2 separate regions of the Homo sapiens genome follow, and region 2 is linked to region 1. The links are chromatin contacts, found by POLR2A ChIA-PET in ENCODE. All regions are on one chromosome and are shown on one strand. The core of a region is the stretch at or near the end of the contact, and the rest is flanking DNA. Distances in the headings are between cores, read along the strand shown.

Evidence for each region. ChIA-PET counts read pairs that join two places held with the same protein, here RNA polymerase II (POLR2A).
Region 2: POLR2A ChIA-PET joins it to region 1 with 11 read pairs in A549. The contact joins the promoter of BBIP1 here to the promoter of ZNF487 in region 1. POLR2A ChIA-PET finds 5 or more read pairs at or near these places in 2 of 52 experiments (A549 and activated CD4-positive, alpha-beta T cell).

Annotation. Positions count from the first base shown.
Region 1 is chr10:43,435,619-43,441,105 of GRCh38, reverse strand. It overlaps ZNF487 (zinc finger protein 487), which reads right to left and starts at 3,995. Exons shown (of 4, transcript NM_001355444.3): 1 at 3,844-3,995. RefSeq lists a silencer at 3,711-4,370 and an enhancer at 4,471-4,540.
Region 2 is chr10:110,916,982-110,921,980 of GRCh38, reverse strand. BBIP1 (BBSome interacting protein 1) reads left to right here and starts at 2,801. Exons shown (of 4, transcript NM_001195305.3): 1 at 2,801-2,860; 2 at 3,768-3,860. The coding sequence starts at 3,824. It overlaps SHOC2 (SHOC2 leucine rich repeat scaffold protein), which reads right to left and starts at 2,377. Exons shown (of 9, transcript NM_007373.4): 1 at 2,324-2,377. RefSeq lists silencers at 1,918-2,007, 2,018-2,457, 3,308-3,467 and enhancers at 2,678-2,727, 2,748-2,947, 2,637-3,176.

The sequences.
Region 1 (5,487 bases), core at 2,746-5,245:
ACCAGCCTGGGCAATACAGGGAGACCCTGTCTCCACCAAAAAAAAAAAAAAAAAAAAAAAAAAAAAAAAAATTTAACCAGGTGTGGTAGCATTTACCTGTGGTCCTAGCTACTTGGGAGGCTAAGGTGGGAGGATTTCTGGAGCCAAGAAGATCGAGGCTACAGTGAACTATGATCACACAACTGCACTCCAGCCTAGGCAACACAGTGACTCTCTCAAAAACAAACAACAAAAAAAAAGTCCAAGGTTATGCAAAACTACTCAATATGTCTTTTTTTGGGATACAAACAATTTTAGTCAAATTATAAAGAAAAGCAAGTTAAGTGACAAGCATAAAGTTGAAGACAGTGGTTACCCTAGGGCAAAGGAGGGAGCCATGAGGCGGAACTACACAAAGGACCACAAATATGAGGGTAGTCTTCTGTTTCTTTTTTTCTTTTTTTTTTTTGAGACAGAGTCTCACTCTGTTGCCCAGGCTGGAGTGCAGTGGCGCAATCTCAGCTCACTGCTGCCTCTGCCTCCCAGATTCAAGAGATTCTCCCACATCAGCCTCCCAAGTAGCTGGGACTACAGGTAAGCATTACCATGCCGGGCTAATTTTTGTATTTTTTGGTACAGATAGGGTTTTACCATGTTGAACAGGCTGGTCTCAAACTGCTGATCTCAGGTGATCCTACCACTTCGGACTCCCAAAGTGCTGGGATTATAGGTGTGAGCCACTGTGCCCGTCCTTAAACTCCTTTGATTAAAAATATAGGCAGGGCACAGTGGTTCACACCTGTAATCCCAGCACTTTGGGAGGCCGAGGCGGGCGTATTACCTGAGGCCAGGAGTTTGAGATCAGCCTGGCCAACATGCCAAAAGCCCGTCTCTACTAAAAATATAAAAAATTAGCCAGGCATGGTGGCGGGCACCTGTAATCCTAGCTACTCGGGAGGCTGAGGCAGGAGAATTGCTTGAGCCGGGCAGGCAGAGGCTGCAGTTAGCTGAGATCTCTCCACTGCACTCCAGCCTGGGCAACATGAGTGAAACTTCGCCTCAAAAAAAAAAATATATATATATATAAAACAAAACTTACCAATTAACCTTTTTAAAGTGTACAGTTCAGTCTTAAGTAGATTCACATTGTTGTGAAACAGATCTCTAGAACATTTTCATCTTGCAAATCTGAAACTCTGTACCCATTAAACAACTTCCCATTCCTCCTTACCGCAGCCTCTAGCAACCACCATTCTACTTTTCTGTTTACATGAATTTGACTACTTCAGATTCTCATATAAGTGGGGATCATACAATATTTGTCCATTACTGGTTTACTTCACTTAACATAATATCGTCAACATTCATCCATGTTGCAGCATATGACATTTTCTTTTTTATTTTCACTTATTTATTTATTTTTGAGATGGAGTCTCACTCTGTCACCCAGGCTAGAGTGTAGTGGTGCCATCTCGGCTCACTGCAACCTCCACCTCCCAGGTTCAAGCAATTCTCCCTGCCTCAGCTTCCTGAGTAGTTGGGATTACAGGCGCCCACCACCATGCCCAGCTAATTTTTGTATTTTTAGTAGAGACAGGGTTTCACCATGTTGGCCAGGCTGGTCTTGAACTCCTGACCTTAGGTGATCTGCCCTCCTCGGCCTCCCCAAGTGCTGGGATTACAGGCGTTAGCCACCGCACCCGGCCATCTTATTTTTATTTTTTGAAGAGATGGAGTCTTGCTCTGTCACTCAGGGTGGAGTACAGCAGTGCAATCATGGCTCACTGAAGCCTCAACCTCCTAGGCACATGTAATCCTCCGACTTCAGCTTCCAGAGTAGCTAGGACTACAGGCACATGCCACAATGCCCAGCTGATTTTTTTTTGAGACGGAATCTCGTTCTGTCACCCAGGCTGGAGTGCAGTGGCGTGATCTCGGCTCACTGCAACCTCGGCCTCCCGGATTCAAGCAATTCTTCTGCCTCAGCCTCTCAAGTAGCTGGGATTACAGGCATGTGCCACCATGCCCGGCTAATATTTTTGTACTTTTAGTAGAGACAAGGTTTCACCATATTGGCCAGGCTGGTCTCAAACTCCTGACCCTCTGATCCACCCACCTCGACCTCCCAAAGTGCTGGGACTACAGGCGTGAGACACCGCGCCCGGCCTGCCCAGCTAATTTTTGTATTCTTTATTTTATTTTATTTTTTGTGGAAACAGGATCTCGCTATGTTGCTCAGGCTGGTCTGGAACTCCTGGACTCAAGCAATCCTCCCACCTTGGCCTCCCAAAGTGCTGGGATTACCAGCATGAGCCGCTGCATCCAGCCAAGATTTTCTTCCTAAGGCTGAATGATATTCTATTGTATATGACACATTTTGTTTATCCATCTATCAATGGACACTGGGGTTACCTCTCCCTTTTGACTATTGCAAATAATGCTGCTATGAACATGACTGTACAAGTAACTGAGTCCCCGCTTTCATTTCTCTTGGATTCAGACCCAGAAGTGGTACTGCTGGATCATATGGCAATTCTATTTGTTAATTTTTTGAGGGAACTGCCATACTGTTTTCCATAGCTGCTGTACCATTTTACATTCTTACCAACAATACACAAGGGTATATTTCTTAATATATGGGGGCTGGGTGCAGTGGCTCACGCCTGTAATCCCAGCACTTTGGGGGGCTGAGGCAGGTGGATCACCTGAGGTCAATAATTCGAGACCAGCCTGGCCAACAAGGCAAAACCCTGTCTCTACTAAAAATACAAAAATTAGCCGGGTGTGGTGGCACGTGCCTGTAACCCTCGTCACTTGGGAGGCTGAGGCAGGAGAATTGCTTGAAGCCAGGAGGTGGAGGTTTCAGTGAGCCAAAATCACGCCACTGCACTCCAGCCTGGGCGACAGAGGGAGACTCCACCTCAAAATATATATATATATGGAACCTAAGACAAAAGCCTGCACTCACCCCTAATCTGCTAAATTCAAGTTCTCTCCATGATGAGGTTTCAAAAGGAATTAGTGCAAAATGTATTTAAGGATATGACCAGAAAGGAGAAAGAAAAAACAAATGGCTATTACACACACAGCAGAAAAGTAACACTAGGAGGCAAAGGAACTCAATGAAGAAATATTTCGGTGGCAGGCGGTGGTTCAGCCTGTAATCCCCGCACTTTGGAAAGCTAAAGCAGGAGAATCACTTGAGCCCAGGAGTTCAAGACCAGCCTGAGCAACATAGTGATACCCCTGTTTCTATTTATAAATAAATAAATAAATAAATATTTCCAACCAAAGAATACAAACTTAGTAAAGCTAATGAAGGAAGAACACAGTGAAGAGCTGCCGATGTAAGAGAAAAAAAGAAAATTTCCGGAGGAAAAAAGTTCAAAGATTTGCAACTATTTCCTCAGAAGGAACTGGGAAAAGGGAGTTTTGAGTAATAAGGCCTTGTGCAAGTTTCTGACTCTTAAGGATGTGAATGTACTGCCTTAAAAAATAAACTAAAAAGAGCCTCTTTTCTCACCACAACTCAACAATCATGAAGGTATCCTTGCAAGTGTGTGTAGACCTCTCATGCCTCCTAGGTCCAGGGTCACTCGTCCAGGACTCTCCCAATATCCCTGCCCAGAGGAAGCGCTTCCTCAGACTCGGTTCCTTCTGGTTGCCCTTGTCTCGCTTCTCTAGGGTGGGCTGGCCGCTCCCGCACTGGGGTCAAAGATCCTCCGGGTTCTCTCTGCCACGACTCGCCCTGATCCCAAATCCCAGCCCCACGGTCCCCACCCCCAGCGGGCCCAGTCCCCGCTCGATCCTGGGTGTGCGGCCCTCGACCTCAGACCCGGCCCCTGCCCGCCGGCCGCCCCTCACCTCGGCCTCGGAGGCTCCACGCTCCCCCTCTCACAGCCCGCACCTCGGCGGTCTCTCGGAGGAGGGAGGAACCCGAGGTACCTGGTAGTCGTAGCTGAGGAACTTACAGGCTTGTTGACCATCTCACCATGGAAACTGCCGCAGCGCTCCCTGGGCGGGGCCGCCGAGGGGCGGGGCCTGCGCGAATCCCGGGCGCCCGCCAGTCCAGCGCTCCCTGCGCTTCCGGAAGCCTTGCTGCTCCCGCGTGCCTAGCGGGGGCTCGGCCCTATGCCACGGGCATCCCACCCTGCTACCAGCTGCCCTCTTGTCCGCTGGCCGGACTCTTACCCCAGCCTTCTTCAGGAAGACACGGCGCAGTCCGGCTTCCCCACGAAAGCGAAGGTCGCTGGGACCGCGGCTGGGCGTCCGGGGGCGGGGCCGCGACGCCATTGTGACGCGCTCGGAGCAGGGCTGGGCCGAGGACCCCGGGCGCTGGAGGGCAGGCCCTAGCCACTGCTCCTGAGGCCCTGGAGGCAGCTGACGCTTGAGGCCGCTGGGCGCCGCAACGTGAGCCCAAAGGACGCCCCGCTTCAAGACTGGCGCAAGAGGAAAAAATGAAGGTCGTTTTCTGCGGAGGATGTTAGGAGAACGAGAACTGCGGGCCAGAGAACTGACCTAGCTTAAGGAGCGCAGGCAGCCTCTGCCGCCGGCTCTTGGGGAGACACGGAGAGGATGGGGTCCCCGCTCCGCATCAGGTCCTCTGACGCACCCCGGCTTTCCAGGAGGTAGGACTGGCCACAGGCCTCCTTCCCAGGGACAAAGTGCAAAGCAGAGGCTGTCAGCAGCGTGACCTTCGCTGCAGGAGAAATACGCGTCCAGTTCGTTTTCGTCAGAGTTCTGCTACATCAGGCCTGCCGTATTTGCTGTACACAAATCAGCCAACTTCCCAGGCCTGGGTGCGGAGGTATTTGTTAAGCACATGCACACAGTTGGAATTAGCAGCCTCAGGGATCAAAAGTTGTCCTTTTTTTTTTTTTTTTTTTTGGAGACGAAGTTTCGCTCTTGTTGCCCAGGCTGGAGTGCAGTGGCGCGATCTTGGCTCACTGCAACCTCCGCCTCCCGAGTTCAAGTGATTCTCCTACCTCAGGCTCCCGAGTAGCTGGGATTACAGTCGTCCGCCACCACGCCCGGTTAATTTTTTTTGTTTTTAGTAGAGATGGGGTTTCACCATTTTGGCCAGGCTGGTGTCGAACTCTTTTTTTTTTTTTTTTTTTTTTTTTTTGAGACGGAGTCTCGCTCTGTCACCCAGGGTGGAGTGCAGTGGCGCGATCTCAGCTCACTGCAAGCTCCGCCTCCCAGGGTCACGCCATTGTCTTGCCTCAGCCTCCCGAGTAGCTGGGACTACAGGCGCCCGCCACCACGCCCGGCTAATTTTTTGTATTTTTAGTAGAGACGGGGTTTCACCGTGTTAGCCAGGTTGGTCTTGATCTCCTGACCTCGTGATCCGCCCGTCTCGGCCTCCCAAAGTGCTGGGATTACAGGCATGAGCCACCGTGCCCGGCCTGGTGTCGAACTCTTGACCTCAGGTGATCCACTGGCCTCGGCCTCCCAAAGTGGTAGGATTACAGGCGTGAGCCACCGCGCCCCTGCCCAAGAGTTGTCATT
Region 2 (4,999 bases), core at 1,552-4,051, about 67 Mb before region 1:
CTAAAAAAAAAAGATCTAGCTGCAAACTATTAATGTATATTTTAATATCACTCTTTAATCCATAATAATTTATGAGAAAATTTTTTGAACTTAAAAATTATATTAATAATGAGCGATCAGAAAACAAATGTCAACTTTTAATGTAGCTGTTTCCTCAAAAACTGAAGGGGGAATGTGGGGATGGTTAATGGATATAAAAAAACAGAATGAATACGATCCAGTATTTCATAGCACAACAGGGTGACCATACTCAATAAATTTAATTGCACATTTTAAAATAACTAAGAGTATAATTGGATATTTGTATCACAAAGGGTAGATGCTTGAGATGATGGGATACCTCATTTACTCTAATGTGACTATTATGCATTGTATGCCTGTATCAATATCTCATATAACCCATAAAAACCTACTATGTACCCATAACAATTAAAAACTAAAAATAAAACTGAACAAGCACCTTGGGAAAATGCAGTACCCTTAAAGACATGTCCATAATTTGAAACTGGGATTTCAATATTGTTTTATATGTTGGCTTTATATTAAATTTCAGACATTTGAAAGTTACAAACCTTAGACAAAACTTTTATTCAGTTTTGTGTTTATTTTTGTCTATTTTTCAAATGTGTATTTATAATTACATAAAAAGTTTACAATATACTTTATGTCCAAATAAAGACAAAAGGCTTATCATACTCAGTCTAAGTTCCATATGTGGCGAATGGTCATTTGCATACTTTATTCCTAAAATTCTTTTCACTGTCACACAGCAAAACATCAACACTTGATAAATTCAAATTATAAATATAACCTTACTGAATGTTACAAATTGGATGCAATAGCTAAGTCTCTTCAAGTACACAGTAACAGTTCTACAGTCCACAGCATGGAGGATGAGGGTAAAGATTAGTAAGTACACTAATAAATTGAGGTCTTTAAAATTAAAACTATTTTTCAGTGGTGTTGCTGCATTTAGTTACAAAAACACTTGGTTACACAAATGTACCTTAGGATTCTGAAAACCGTAACAAAAAGCTTTTGATATAGTAGTCCCTCTTGAGTAGAAACTAGACGCACTCGGTATCTAAGAAAAGTATACGAAATGGCACAGGTGTAAGCCTAGACACTGCTGGTAGTTATCACGCTGGAGGCAAATACTATACAGTCCACATCTGCAACCTAATTTTGCTTCAGCATCCCCAGAGACTTCGAAAATATTTCTTTGGGTAGGTTGCAAAACAGTGCTTCCTCTTTTATTCTCATCACCCCCATTACGATACAAAGCAACAGACAAGAAAAATCAAACTGCCAACTGTAAGGGCTTAAACACACACACAAAGCATCTTCTTTCTAGCTCCCGAATCGGTATTTATTCCACCTGTTTGTAAATCCATAATTCCACAATAACACAAACTGCCTGCTTAAAGAAAGGAAGGAAGAAAAGAAAAAGAAAGAAAAGAAATAAAGAGAAAGGCAAGTTAATGCTTTGGAGTCATTACTCTTCCACCTAGGCATGGGGGGAGGGGGATGGTACAAAAACAATGGATATTGAGGTGCTGGGGGAAAAATCGTCTTGCCCCAAAGCCTCTTGTGTTATGAGCCTGGGGAAGTCGGGGAAGAGTGAGACTACTTTTCCTCTCTCCCTAAAAGCTGTGCTATCACGGGGAGAGGTTGCCATCGGGCATGTTCTACGAGGCGGTCTCGAAGGGCTACAACTCGCTTCGCTAGGCAACACACCCAGAGCCGATCCAGCACTCTTCACTCAAGGGTTTTTAGGGAGAGGAGAACGGGAGAGCAAGGTGGACTCCAGGGAGGGGGCGAGAAGAGACCCCACCCTGTATGACCGCCGCTGCGCCCGGGCCCTCGCCAACGATTTACACGACTCGGGGCGCCCTGCGGACTGGGCCCGGGGGCCCAGGGAGCCGAGAGGAGAGAGACTGTCCGCCGGGGGCCCCCGGCCCGCGCCCTCGCGCCGGCTCGCCGTCGCCCAGGCGCTGTCCGGGCCGCCCGCCGCCGCCGCCGCAGGCCCGGCCCCGGCCGCTGTCACACCCGACCGCCTTCCTCTCCGCGCCGGGCTGCAGGCTCCCACGCGAGCCGGCTCCAAGGGCCCCGCACTCCCGGAGACAGCAACCAGGAAAGCGGCGGCGGCGGCGCCTCCCAGGGCCCCGGCCCCTCGGGCCTCGCCCCGGCGCTGCCGGCTCGCGCCTGTCAGGGCGCACGGGGCCTCCCCCTACCGACAGCCAGCCCGACTGCCCGACGGACAGGAAGGCAGGCAGGAAGAACCGACCAACAGACACCCTCCGCCTCATCGGCCCCGAGTTACCGTCAGGAGCCCCGACTCCGCCATCCTCCTCGCTCGCCCTCCTTCCTCCTCTTCCTCCTCCTCCTAAGAAGCGACGCTGCCCAACCGCCGCCCCCCGCCCGCCCCTCCCCCACTCGCCCCGCCCCGCCCGCCCCGCCACTACTCTCGCTCCAGCCTCCCCGCCCCACCCCTCTGCCGTGGGCCCGTCACTCGCTAGGCAAGAAAAATGGGCGGAACCGGGGCAAGAGAAGCTGCCCAATCAGAGACGGGCAGTGCCGCCAGCTTCTCTCTCTCCGCCCTTGTCCTTTCCTCAGTTCCTCTACGCCGTCTCCCGCCCACTGGGCGCCTCTGGCTAGCCGGGCTACAGAGTAAGCCTCCAGCAGGGTAGAGTGACAACTCCCCGATCGGAAGTTACTGTTGAAGCTAAGGCGGCCATAACTGATAATGGCAAAAGGAGATTCCTGGCTTCCTGTTTCCAGGGTGACGTAGATTTTTTTCCTTCGCCAGTCTCACCGTTACCCGGGGCAACAGCTGAGCCGTCTGGGAAGGGATGCATCTGTAAGTAAGCCCAAAGAGGTACCGTGGGTGACCACACATCCCATGTTAGACAAGTTAATTCATACTCCGGATTACACGTCCAGTTTCCTGGCCCTTATTTTACTGAGACGTCTGGTCACTTACGGAGATGGACAACAGTTTAGGGCTCCGAAATTCCCTCTCCTGCCCGGAAGTTGCATTTGGCACTTCCGAATTGGGTCATGGCGGAAGGGTGTTAATAGCCTGGCCGCCCGTGCCCCAGGGAATGCTTATTTTTGACCTTAGTTGCAAAGTGAGGTGAGTCCGTGGACCCCAACCAGTGGGCCGGACCCGGGCCGGACGGTCCCTGTGGGACAGAGCGCTGAAATGGCGAGCGGGGCTCAGGGCCGCTTCCGTTGGAAGGCGGTTTTTTTCCGGGCTGGCCTGGCGGCGGCCCGCCCCCGTGAGGCTCCCTGTGGGGTGAGGCCGCTCTACAGGCCGCCCTAACCCAGCCAGAGGCAGCCCGGCCGGGAGGACCCCAGCGGGGAATGGGCGGGGACCTCGGGGCGGAGCTCCTAACTCCGGCAAAACGGAGCTCTTGACCACGCCTCCGCAAGTTCCTATTAAGTACTTTCACTCCTTGGCCTTTGGAGGGAGGAGAATTCGGGAACTTCAGAAAATCATTTTCCACCTTCACCTATAAAAGGAAAAGATGAGCCCCTACCACCAGGGCAGGACCTCAATCTTTTTCCCCTGCCACCTGCCTTCCCATTCTGATTTTTCCCCCCTTTCCGCGTCTCTCCTTTGAGTCTTTGTAAGCTTTGACTGCGGTTCTGGTGGTGGGATTCCTGCAGGTCTACAGTTTCTTAAACAACGTGTTGAAGATTTTTGAAAATACTGTATTGCTTTTATATGGCCCTTTACAAAGTTATCATACATTATCTTGTAGTTTCTTCTGTATGCTTGAGTCAAGAACTCTAAGTCATCTTGGTAATACCGGGTTGGATGCTTAAAGCTGCAGCAAAAAGACCAGAACTTTCAGGTAAAATTGAAAATGGTTAATATCCAGCCAGTCAACAATACAGATGCAAACCTACCTTCTCGACTTAATTTCTGCTTCCTTAGTACTTACACGCCAGCCAAAATGAACTACTCTTGTTTCTTTGCTGTTAATTACTGAAATCTGTTGTAGCAGTCACCTTTTGTGATTCTGTATCTGATTCTGTTACCCGTGGAGATGTGTTTCCAGATTCTTCCCAGCAGGAAGTAATTTCCTCTGAGTTTAGCATTTTTTGTACATCTTTTATGACAATCAGTATGTTATATATATATAATAGCGCTTATGTTTTTAGCTTCACTACCATGTCTGCACCTAAATAGAATGGTTTGTATCAGATTCGTCTTCCCGTCATTTTCACCATGCACATGATATTATTTTGGTAAATACTTACTGAAAGTTTGAATATATCGGGTGTCTCTTGGATGCCCAAGACACTTCCAGCCAAGTTTTAGAGACCTTCAATTTATCAGAAATTCAGCTGAGCGCCTGCTACTCAATCTTTGTTTTACGTTTCCCCTGTGAAGTCTTTCTGACATGATTTTTTTCCCCAGTGTTTTATTATGAAAGTGTTCATATATTTAAAAGCTGAAAGAAATAATTTAATGAATATTCATGTACCCATCATCTATATGCAGCAGTTAACATTTTGCCATTTTTTTTCATTCCTCCCCACTTTTTCATTGTCATAAAAAGTTGCAGACACTTATTGTTAGGCAAGACACCCTTAAGATTTCCAGCATGAATTTCCTAAGAATTTTGAAGTTCTCCAGCAAAACACAATATCATTATTTCAGCTGTTTTGTAACTTTTAAAATCTAGGCCAAGTGCTAATTTTCCTAATTTACCCAGGAATATCTTTTATACCTTCTCCTTCCCAATCCTGCAAAAAAAAAAAAAAAAAAAAAAAATCAGGATCCAGTCAAAATTTTTCTTTAGCTTTAATGTAGTAGAGTTCCCCCATCTTTTTTCCCCCTGTGACATTGGCATTTTGAAGAGTTCAAGGCAGGAGTCTTTTTGGAAATGGGCCCCTCTTTTTTCTTCTTGTAAACCAGAAGTTAGTCTAGAGGCTTAAGCTGAACATTTTTTTTGCAAGGATATGTCACAGTATTCACACTTTTCTA